Linked DNA regions of Homo sapiens: region 1 is linked to region 2. The links are chromatin loops, found by intact Hi-C in ENCODE. Cell type or tissue: OCI-LY7. All regions are shown on one strand. Links, peaks and the distances in the headings refer to the core of each region. The heading gives the core; the rest is flanking DNA.

What was found. Peaks named below come from ENCODE experiments on the same cell type or tissue, not always from the same donor. Only the 100,000 strongest peaks of a DNase experiment are listed, where the experiment ranks them.
Region 1: a loop joins it to region 2, with 6 times the contacts of the local background. A loop is called at or near these places in 1 of 110 quality-filtered maps.

Annotation. Positions count from the first base shown.
Region 1 is chr3:120,799,115-120,804,494 of GRCh38, forward strand. No RefSeq gene overlaps it. Among named protein-coding and RNA genes, the nearest start is that of LINC02049, 35 kb to the right of the region's middle. In OCI-LY7, for the core only: no CTCF peak of the experiment used is centred there; DNase peaks (open chromatin) are centred at 2,537 and 3,077; H3K4me3 peaks cover 2,149 bases; H3K27ac peaks cover 2,839 bases.
Region 2 is chr3:120,905,098-120,910,477 of GRCh38, forward strand. It overlaps STXBP5L (syntaxin binding protein 5L), which reads left to right and starts at 3,108. Exons shown (of 27, transcript NM_001308330.2): 1 at 3,108-3,237; 2 at 4,474-4,670. The coding sequence starts at 4,482. LOC105374069 (a long non-coding RNA gene) reads right to left here and starts at 2,996. Exons shown (of 6, transcript XR_924399.4): 1 at 2,932-2,996. RefSeq lists a silencer at 2,940-3,179. In OCI-LY7, for the core only: no CTCF peak of the experiment used is centred there; DNase peaks (open chromatin) are centred at 3,084, 3,894 and 4,674; H3K4me3 peaks cover 2,806 bases; H3K27ac peaks cover 1,808 bases.

The sequences.
Region 1 (5,380 bases), core at 232-5,231, 110 kb before region 2:
GGAGTCTAGGAATCTGAATGTTTACAGGCATCCCAAGTGACTCTGATCATCAGCCAGGTTGGGGAACCACTGATATAAAAGTCTTATTGGCTAATAATCTATTCTACCACTTTAAGACGACTTTGCATATTCTGATCAGATCCATTACAGACTGATTGTATAGATTAACTCTCAGAACAAAATATTATTTCCTAGTTCTCAAAGGCCAATCGCTGTTGTATCCTTGAGCTTGCTTCCTTCATTCTTTCTTTCCTTCCCTCTTTCCTTCTTTTCCTTCCTCCCCCCACCCCTCTCCCTTACATAAATATTTATAAATACATAATGCATAAGGAAGCTTACCAAGAGGAGGCTGTAGCAGTTGACACTCCAAGAGCCAAAACCAAAAGCTGCTGTTAGGTGATAATAGACTTGGAGGATTAGGATATATAAGCCTGGTGCACAGACCGCTCTAAGGCCAGCCAGTAATACCAAGGCCTGACATTGAACAATCTTGAGATAATTTCTCTGTGGTAAGCAACCCTGGGCCTTGGCATACTTCCTGAGCTGATGTCCTGTAGGAAACAACATTATGCTCCCAAGTGACCTTGAGGGAAACTCCAAGAACCATGTTTCCGTCCCGCTCATGACAAAGCAGACAGCCGTCTTTCCTCTCAAATATGGCTCCCATGTCGCTAGCACCTGGCAGTGCCTTGCTTCCAGCAGAGCACCAAAATCAGGACAGCAAAGTGAGAGTCAAATCTAAGGAGGGGTGCCAATGTGTGATGGGCATCTCTTTATACCAGGTTCTGTGTTCCCATACTATATATCCTATGCACCACAAAAATCACTGAAACAGGTTTCGGTATCTCCATTTTCTAGATGAAGAAATTGAGGCTCAAAGGGACTAAGTAACTTGCTAAATAAAGGTCATGCCAGCAGTTAAGTGGTGGAATTGGGATTTGAATCCAAGCTCACTCCGTTCCAAATTCTATGTTCTTTCCATAATCCCATGCTGCTGAGTAAACAGGGAGGTTGGAAGTGGGAGTTTTGAACATAAGCTTCATTTGCTATTCATACTAATTTATAGATAATTTTTATAATTTCTCTATACAGAATGACATATATAAATACATTTTTTTTCAAATATTCCATAACAACTATCACATTCCTACATATAAAATATACTAGCATCTAAATCTGCATTTGGTTAATCCTGATTCTTTTCTCAGGGGGAAAAAGGCGGCTATAATTAGGGATAGGATTGGGAGTCAGGATATCTAGTTTATAGTCCTGGCTCTGCCTTTCACTCACTGTGTACATTAGGAAATTCCTTTTTTCTTCCTGAGCCTCATTTTCATCATCTGTCAAAGGAAGGGTTGGATTAGATCTTTTACATGCTAGGATTCTAAAAATCTAGTAACACTGTTACCATGTTTCTTAATTGTTTTAGATCAAAGCACAGAAATTGAACAGTAGAAAAAGAAATCTGAACACATATATTAGAAGGCTATTTAATAATAACTAATTTTATTGAGCACTGTTTGTATGCCAGGGACTGTACTAACTAGTTTGTATTACTTATTTTGATTACTTCTTATCACATCAACTCTATTCTTATTTATCCATCTCTTAGGAATAGAGAGGTAAGTAATTTGCCCAAGATCACATGGCTGGTAAGAGGAGAAGCCAATGCTGAAATCCAAGCACAAGCCTAGGGCCAGCTCCTAAATATAGTCCTAGCTTCCACTCTTGCTTTACAGCTCCCACTCTGATGACTGTGTAGGACATTTATGAAAGTTGCATTTGGATTATCTGATCTTGGGACATGAGGAAAAAAGGACAGCACATATCAGCCCATGTAAGGGAATTTCCTAGAGACTATTGTTATGATTATCTCCCTTGGGAAAGGGAGCTGTAAAAGTTATATAGAATATGTTCAGGTTCAGAGAGTCAACTGCATCAGAGAAAACATTATACTGGTCAACAGGCCCTGGACATAAAATTACTTCTATTCCTTAATATTATTAGTAAGCTTTGTTTTCCTAACACCAAGGTCATAAAAGTTAGGCCCCAGTTTCTCTGCCTGGGTTTAAGTAGGAGGAAATAAATCAAGAAGGAGAAGAACTTTTCTTGCTCTTACTGATCCTGTGGAGGTAAAGGCAAGTGGGAGGAAGGAATGGTTGCTGGCAGGTAGATCAAGAACTATCAAAGGCTGAGTCCTGTACAGATGGGGATGCTGTATTTGATATCCACCCTATTCAAATGATGCCTTGATAGCCACCTATTGCTTCTGATCTCCCTGGACAGGGAAGTTGGGTGGCAAGGCTGAGCCATGGTCTAGGATGAACTATAAAAACATTACGAACCATTTCTATCCCCAAAGGATAATACCTGGACAAAACTACAAGAATGTCCACTCTTGGGACCAGGGATGGAATAGAGATAGAGCTACCAGCAATGTCACTACTTCTTTCTGTTTTCTTCCTTGCTCACTACCCACATTAAGTAGGACTCTTTTTCTTTTTTGTGTGCTTTGTATTGCATGTCATGCAGGTGGGTTGGAGAGAAGTGAAAAAGGCTGTCTATAAATTGCTGTAGCTAATTTAGAAGTCATTTTGCATCGTGTACCCAAGCCTACACTTTCAATAATGTCAGAAAAGTTTGCTTTACTTTTGCAATGCATCGATAGGTTAAAAGGCATTTTTATTAAACCTACAGGTGACACAAAGCTGGAAAGTATACCTATAGCTACAGAGCTAAATCAGAATTCAAAATTGTCTAGACAGTCTGGAGTTTCTTGTCTAACTCAATAAGATGGAATATATCAGAAATAATTGCAGAATTCTATATTTAGGGTAAAAAGCAAACCATCATATAAGTTCAGGATGGAGATGATTACCCAAAGAGCATTTGTTCATATGAAAGGACTGGGGACTTTAATTATCCACAAGTTGAATATTTTCCAACATTATGATGTGTGTGCTGGAAAAAAACAACCCAGTCTTTGACTGCATGAAGGGAAGTGAAGGAGAGATTATAGGAAGCCCTGGTCCTAGTGCAGTGGGCTGTGGTCAGACCACACTGAAGTACTGGGTTCTCTGGTAGGTACCACAATTCTTGAGGGATTTTGACCAACTTGAAGAAAAGTAATGGGTTGGTAAGGGTCAGGAAGTCAGGAATAGTTGACATAAATGATCACATTTAGCCTAGAGAAGAAAAAAAAGTCAACCAAAGGAATACCATATCCTTGTCTGCAAATATTTAAAAGGCTCTTGTGTGACAGGCAGAATAAATTTGTTCTGCCCTGTCAAGATGTAGAGATAAAGAGCAGAAGTTAAAGAAGGCAGATTTCAGTACAACATAAGTAAGAGCTTTTCAATACCTGAGCCGTTGTCCTAAAGAGAGAGCTCCTAGCAACTAGAGGTACTACAGCTATGGCTACCTTGAAGGAGAGAGGTGAAGTGCGAAGAAGACGCCACTGTCTGTTTTGCCAGGACTGGATTCATTGCTCTTATTTCACTGATATTTCATATATATTCTTGGGCCTCAACTTGGAAGCCATCAATTTTGGCTGAAGAACCAGGCCTGAGGATTCATAGCCCATGACTTTCTGAGCAGGGACTACCACTTCGGAATGCCTGAGCTTATAATACAGCCCCTTCCTTAGGAATTATCTGAACAGTGAAACTCACTCTCTTGTACTTATCCATTTGCTTAATAACAGAAGGGCTCACTTTGCTTCTTGAGCATATATTAGGCACTTATTTTTTTTTAATTTTTATTTATTTTTTTGAGACAGAGTTTCACTCACTCTGTCACCCAGGCTGGAGTGCAGTGAGTGATGTGATTTCTGCTCACTGCAACCTTTGTCTACCAGGTTCAAGCAATTCTCCTGCCTCAGCCTCCTGAGTAGCTGGGATTACAGGCATACACCACTACACCGGCTAATTTTTGTATTTTTAGAAGAGGTGGGGTTTCACCCTGTTAGCCAGGCTGATCTCAAACTCCTGACCCCAAGTGACTCGCCCACCTTGGCCTCCCAAAGTGCTGAGATTACAGGCATGAGCCACCATGACTGGCCATGTATTGTTTCTGCTATAGAAATATTTTATTACTCCATAGACTGTACTTTTATTTCTTTGAATTTCATTTGTTAATATTTAGACACTTTTTTCTGCTTTTAAACACGATGAGCAGACCTTTGATAATATAATAATTTTAATAATAATTAGAATTGTTACATGAAAAGAAATGAAAGTTTCTGCTCTGAGGCTTGGCTGTGCTGTTAACAATAGTGCCAGGAAGCCAGGCGCGGTAGCTATGCCTGTAAACCCAGCACTTTGGGAGGCCAAGGCAGGCAGATTATGAGGTCAGGAGTTCAAGATCAGCCTGGCCAGCATGGTGAAACCCTGTCTCTGCTAAAATTACAAAAAAAAAAAAAAAAATTATCCGGGCATGGTGGCGTGTGCCTGTACTCCCAGCTACTTGGGAGACTGAAACAGGAAAATCGCTTGAACCCAGGAGGCGGAGGTTGCGTTGAGCTGAGATCACGCCACTGCACTCCAGCCTGGTGACAGAGCGAGACTCCATCTCAAAAAAACAAAAAACAAAAAACAAACAAACAATAATGCCAGGAGACATCACCCTGCAAGGTACATCTATTCAGCCCCTAAGAGAGTCACTATCATGCCCCAACCCATCTTTATCCTACTAGGAAAGGCAGGTAGTCTCATTCTTAAAATCCATCATCCAGGAGCTTAGGAGAAATAAAATCTGAATTTCTTTTCAGGAGATGTAAGAGATTGGAAAAACTTGTCCTTTTGTTTTTCACACACTACTCAACACAACACTTCTGACACTGGATGGGTGAATTATTTTCCCCATACACCAAATAATTTTCCACTGGACATGGGCGGGGGGGTCCTAAAATTCAGTTCTGACACATCTACCTAGAGTTAGAGTCAGATCTCACAGGTTGAGGGCTCAGCCTCTCAAGACTCCCTCTCACTTTAGATGCCAACTGCAAGTCCCAGGTTGCAGCCTGTACTCCTGACTGACTGGCTATAAATTAGGGTTCCCATAACCCCCCTCCTCAGGTTTTATTAATTTGTTAAAGTGGCTCACAAAATTCACGGAAACATATTTACCCATTTATTGTAAAGGGTTTTATAAAGGATACAGAAGAACAGTCAGATGGAGAGATACCTAGGGCAAGGCATGTGGGAAGAGGTGCAGGGCTTGGCAGACCACCCTCCAGGCACCTTTACGTAGTCAGCTCTCCAGTGGCTCCCTGAACCCACTTCCCTTGGGTTTTTATGGAGGCTTCATTACGTAGGCATGATTGATGGTATCACTGGCCATTGGTGATTAACTCAACTGTTAGCCCCTCTCCCCTCCTGGG
Region 2 (5,380 bases), core at 332-5,331:
AGGATCAAGTTAAAAGAGTTGTATGTAAAGTTCATAGTACAATGTTTGACGTAGTGCTAAATAACTGGTAGAATTATTATTATCTCTATATACAATGGATTATTTACATATGGTTTTGTCAATTTTGCTTAGTTTTCTGTAACCCTAGCCAGTTAAATTTTCTTCTCTGTGTGAAGTGCCACACATGTACATACTTTCTACAATTATTTAATTATTTTGCAGGTGTGGAAAGGCAGCCTCTCTTAGCTTCATTGTTGGCTTGAGTCCAAAATCACGAACACTTAAAGTGAGTTGTAACATATTTTCAACACACATCCTAAAAATCCTTCTGATGTAGTAGATTTATTTAAATGCTTTGATGATTTTGCTCCATGGATCAAGCTGAAAGTATTTTTCTTTTTGCAGTTCTTCATACTTGTCATTTTAGGAAGAAATCAAGCCTTATTCAGAAGCTGTACCTCAGCCATTCCTCTCCACAAAGTATTCTTCCAGTTTGCAGTGAATGATAAGGGGTCATCATTATTATTACCCGATCCAACTCTGAAGTTTCTCACATTATTTATAAAATATATGCTGTGGTCTGGTCTCATTGCTGTTAATAGATGGTTTATAAAATAACATCTTATTGCTTTTTAATTAATCCAGGATGAAATTTACTTCCATAGATATTTCATTATGCTTCTCTCACCTAGTAAGATTTTTAGGCTATTGTTTCTGCTGTCTCCTCATACACACAATGTACTCTGCCTCTTGCTTAATTCTATCCTTTGCTCACAGTTTGTGAATTGGCATCACAATATCCTGTGTGCACAGGCTCTCTGAGACTGCAATTATGTTATGATTTTTACTTGCTGCCATTCATTCAAATTAATATTCACTGGGCACTTACTATGTAGAAGACATTATGCTATTCACTGTGGAGGAACACAGATATTTGAAATAATCCCAAATAGTCCACAATCTAAGCATCCTAATGATCATATTTTTTTAGGCTTCCAATATTTATTTGGAAACATGAATACATTTTGACTTGGCTTTTCTCCCACTTCCTATACCTATTTGTTGTCCCATCTAACTCAGGCAGTCCATTGAATTCTCTCCAGGGTCCTCAAGAAGGATCTCTGTCAATCTTTTGTGTACTTTTTTCCTCAGCTCTCCCCCAATTTTTAGAATAAAGACCATCATTTAGTTTGTGATAATATGGTGCTAGTGATGATCAGTTTAAGAGGTTTTGTTTGCAAACATTACATCTCACTTTGCTGAATTGGGGCTATTCTCCTTCTTCGCTCCCATCAAAATGTCAAACCACTACTTGCTATAGGCTTGCTTTCATTTATTAGAAAAATGAAAACTCAGCCACTTTATTATAACCCTCCTTGCCTCTGTTTTTAAAAAGAAAAGACAGACATAAAACAAGGAAAGCAAACTCTTTATCCTTAACTAGCGTCCATACTTTGAGGTGAGCAATGGGCCAGGAAGAAGAGAAGAAAAAAGGTGGAAAAGAGTAAAAAGATACCTGTTGTTAGGGACCCAATACAGAATTTGGAACCCTACCAAGATCTAGTTTGTGTCAGACATATCACTTATTTCCACCATTATTTTTACCCCTTTCAAACATTATGTAATTGGGTACCAACTCATATATCTTTAATAAAAAATATTAATAAACCAACTCTTCAGAACCCTTTACGTGCCTATTTTAAGTGAAATATTGTGCCTGGTGCTAAATAATCTAGGAGAAATATACAATTCCATGCTTGCCTTCAAGAAGGTTACTGTCTAGCTGTGGCAATGAGAGACTACCAGCAGTGTAGGGAGTCCCAAAAGGAGTGAAATAGTCATTCAGGACAGAAAGATTCAACGTTGAGCTGAGGATCTGAAAAACTGAGCTCTATTTCATCTTTACCATTTCTTTGCTATGTCCTTGGACAAGTCATCATCCTTCAAGTCTCCTGCTTCCTCCTTCCCACTCTCTCCCTTGATTGAGAGAAAAGAGAGAGAGAGAAGAGGAGAGGTGAAAAAGAAGAAAAAGAAGAAAAGAAAAAAAGAGGTCAAAGATTGTAAGATGTAAGACAATATTTGAAATGATCACTAATGAGTTCTGTTGTGATGCCCAAATTGAAGTCTCAGTTAGCTGTGACCCGCTGAACTGCCATTCATTTCGCAAAGACATCGGGGTCCAAATTTTCCCGAAGTCAATAGCAGGTGAGGGCTCAGAACCAAATCTATCCTGATACAGTTTTTTTTTCTGCACTGAATAATACATCTTTCAAAATGATTATTGTGACTCACAGAAATAGCTTAAAATATATTCTTGATACGGTTTACAGAGTGAGAAATATTTCTTTAAAGAAATTAAATATCTTTGTATATGTGAGGATGATGGGGAAGGAGTAATTCTACTTACTAGAGAGCAAGGTAAGCAATCAATTCCTTAGGCTCTAGAAGGCTATATATTCTGAAACTGTTGAAATACAATTCTCCTTGGCAGATACGAACCATTAAGCCATTATTGGTAACAGCAGGGGTTAATCACAGATACAAGTTGAGTGCAGGTAGCAGGAGAGTGATGGGAGCCAGATAGATGCTCCTGAAGACCGGGAAGAGGCTCGCAGAAGTGAAAAGGTGCAAAACACTTGCTCAGTTCACCATACTGTCCAGAGCCATACCTAAGGTAAGCAACGCTTCCCGCATCCTCAGACTCCAGGCGTCCAAATTCGCACGCTTGCAGGCATTCTATTGATTCACACTTGAGTCCTTCAACAGGTAGCGCCAATTACATCCCCCAGAGCACGACCCCCAGCATACTGGCCAATACCGCTGTCAATCAAATACCTCACCTACTTCTCTAAATTCCCCCCTCCCACTGTCATTGGCTTTACCTTCGGCCTATCCACAGATTTCTTCTGCCCTGGAGACCACAGAACTTACCCTATCGAATCTAGGATTGGCGCCGAAGCTACTCCCGCCCTTTGACGTCCCCGGGCACCCCGCCCCCTTCACCTCCCAGCTTTGCCGGGGAAGAAGCAGGGCGGGGCAAGCTAGGGGCCGGCCCGGGGGCGGGGCCTGCCTCCCACGGCGGGAGGGCGGAGCCTGCTCTGGAGCCTGACTGCTCGGTTAGGACCTCGGAGAGCGCCAGGCGCCGCGACCAGAGGGCCCAGAGAAGCGGCCGGAGCCCGCCTACCTCGGCCCCCTCAGCTTCCCGGGCTGGCAGGCGGCTAGAGGCGTCTGAGGAAGGTGCCTAAGTCCTGGGTCAGATAGTCATCCCTCTGGGACGCCGCCGCCGCTGCCGCCGTCCAGCTGTGGCTCCCTCGCACCTGTGTGTGTCTGTGTGAGTGTGTGTGTGTGTTTGAGAGAGAGAGAGACAGAGAGAGACAGAGACAGAGAGCGAGCGCACCAGCGCGCGAATGCCCGTGTGAGGGTGTTTGTGTGTGTTCTGGCTGGGAGCGCGAATGCCTCGGCGTGAGGTGTTTGTGTGTTCGCGCGCCCGCGGGCGGGCGAGAGCCCCGCGCCTCAGCGCTGGGCCTGGGGGAGGGACAGCGGGAGCGGCGGCTCTGCGCGCCCAGCAGGCTGAGGCGGGACTCGGGCCGCAGCCGTCGCCGCCACCGCTTCACGTCCCCCGAGAGCGGCTGCCGTGCAGCGGGGAGAGCGGACGGCGGGCGGGCGAACAGGCGGGAGAGCGCGGCGGCGGCTGCGGGCAGAGGTGGAGGGAGGGGAGCAGGAGATGGGGAGAGGGGGGAAAGAGGACGCGGGGAGGGAGATGAGGGGGAGGTGAGGGGGAGGCGGAGGGACAAGTGGAAACAGACGGTGTCGCCGTTCTCCTCCTCCCCCCCTCCCCGGCAGCTGTTGCTGTGGGTCACTCGCAGATGTTTTGGGGTCCGGGCTGCTGGGGGATGGGGACTAGAAAAAGTACCCCCCTCCCCGCCTTTCATAGTGACAAAAAAGGAAGCGTTGAAGCTGATGGGGGAAGAGCCCGGAAGGTGGTGGCAGAGTAAATACCGGCTCCCCCAACGTCGTTTTTCTGAAAATAAAATACTCTGAGCCGAACGTTTCGAAGAAGGAAAGTCCGCCCTTAAGAGAGAGACAGAGTCTTGGTCTGTTGAACTCTGGTTTGATTGTATAATAATGATGATATAATGCTAATGACGATGATGACACTGCCTTTTATTTTTACCCCAGTGCTGATAAAGCGTAGTTACAGCTGGGGATACAGTCCTTGAAAATCTGATGTGTGAGGAGGGAATACTGTTGCTTTTGGAGTTGTGTTATATTTATCTTTTTTTAAAAAGGATATGCTTTTTAGAATTAAAATTTGGCAAAACGAATCCTGACTCTTTTTTTCCAGTCGGTCGTAACCAATGCTCATAAAATGGGGACTGACTTGACTAATGAAAAGAGAAAGGCTTTTACCAAGGTCTAATTGCACGTGTTAAGTCACCTCTTTCCCTTTTTTTCCTTTGTATTTCTCAACAGTGTTTAAAATGAAGAAGTTTAATTTCCGAAAAGTTTTGGATGGCTTAACTGCCTCCTCCCCTGGCAGTGGTAGCAGCAGTGGCAGTAACAGTGGTGGTGGGGCTGGAAGTGGTTCCGTACATCCGGCGGGGACTGCAGGGGTTCTCAGAGAGGAAATTCAGGAAACTTTGACTTCGGAGTATTTCCAGATTTGCAAGGTAAGTTTTGAATTGGCTTAAAGCCTATTATTTCTTTATTATACTGTTGTAAGGAAACAAGGGGGGAAAAACATACCAGGAACAGGAAACTGTTGAGATGTCAGCATCAGAGTCTGCTGCAGAAAGCTCTGTGGGTAGATCAGTTTGGCTTAATAGATATTTTAGGCGTCAACTTAAAAAGCAATGATAGTTTAAGTGGGAAATGAGCACACACAAAAAGTAGAATTTGCAAGATAATGTTAAGATCCAATAGTGGACAAAATTTTTAATATTTGTGTATTATATTAACTGAAGAAGCAAATAGTCGTTTGGTTTTTTGTGTTATCAGAGAAAATATTGTTATTTCACTGTTCAGTATGAAATGAATAAAGCTACTAGCATGTTGCTAGGATTAAGTAGATAATAGGAAAATATGTTCATTTTAAGGGGGCCAATGACATTGCTTTAAAATTCCGAATAAAAACACCTTCACATTCTTAAACTCTTCATAAATACACAAACAGACAAATGCACAGGCTTATAAGAACTTGCAGTTGTAGGAACTCAAAAATAGCGGGTGTTCTGGTTTAGTAAGAAAACATTTTATGTAATTATACTTTGATATTGAACTTCTAATGAATATGCAAAAGAGAGTTTCTGGTAGGTAGAGAAGATGAGAGTTTATAAAACAAGCATTAGGTTAATGCATAGAGATATTGTTATTGCTATAT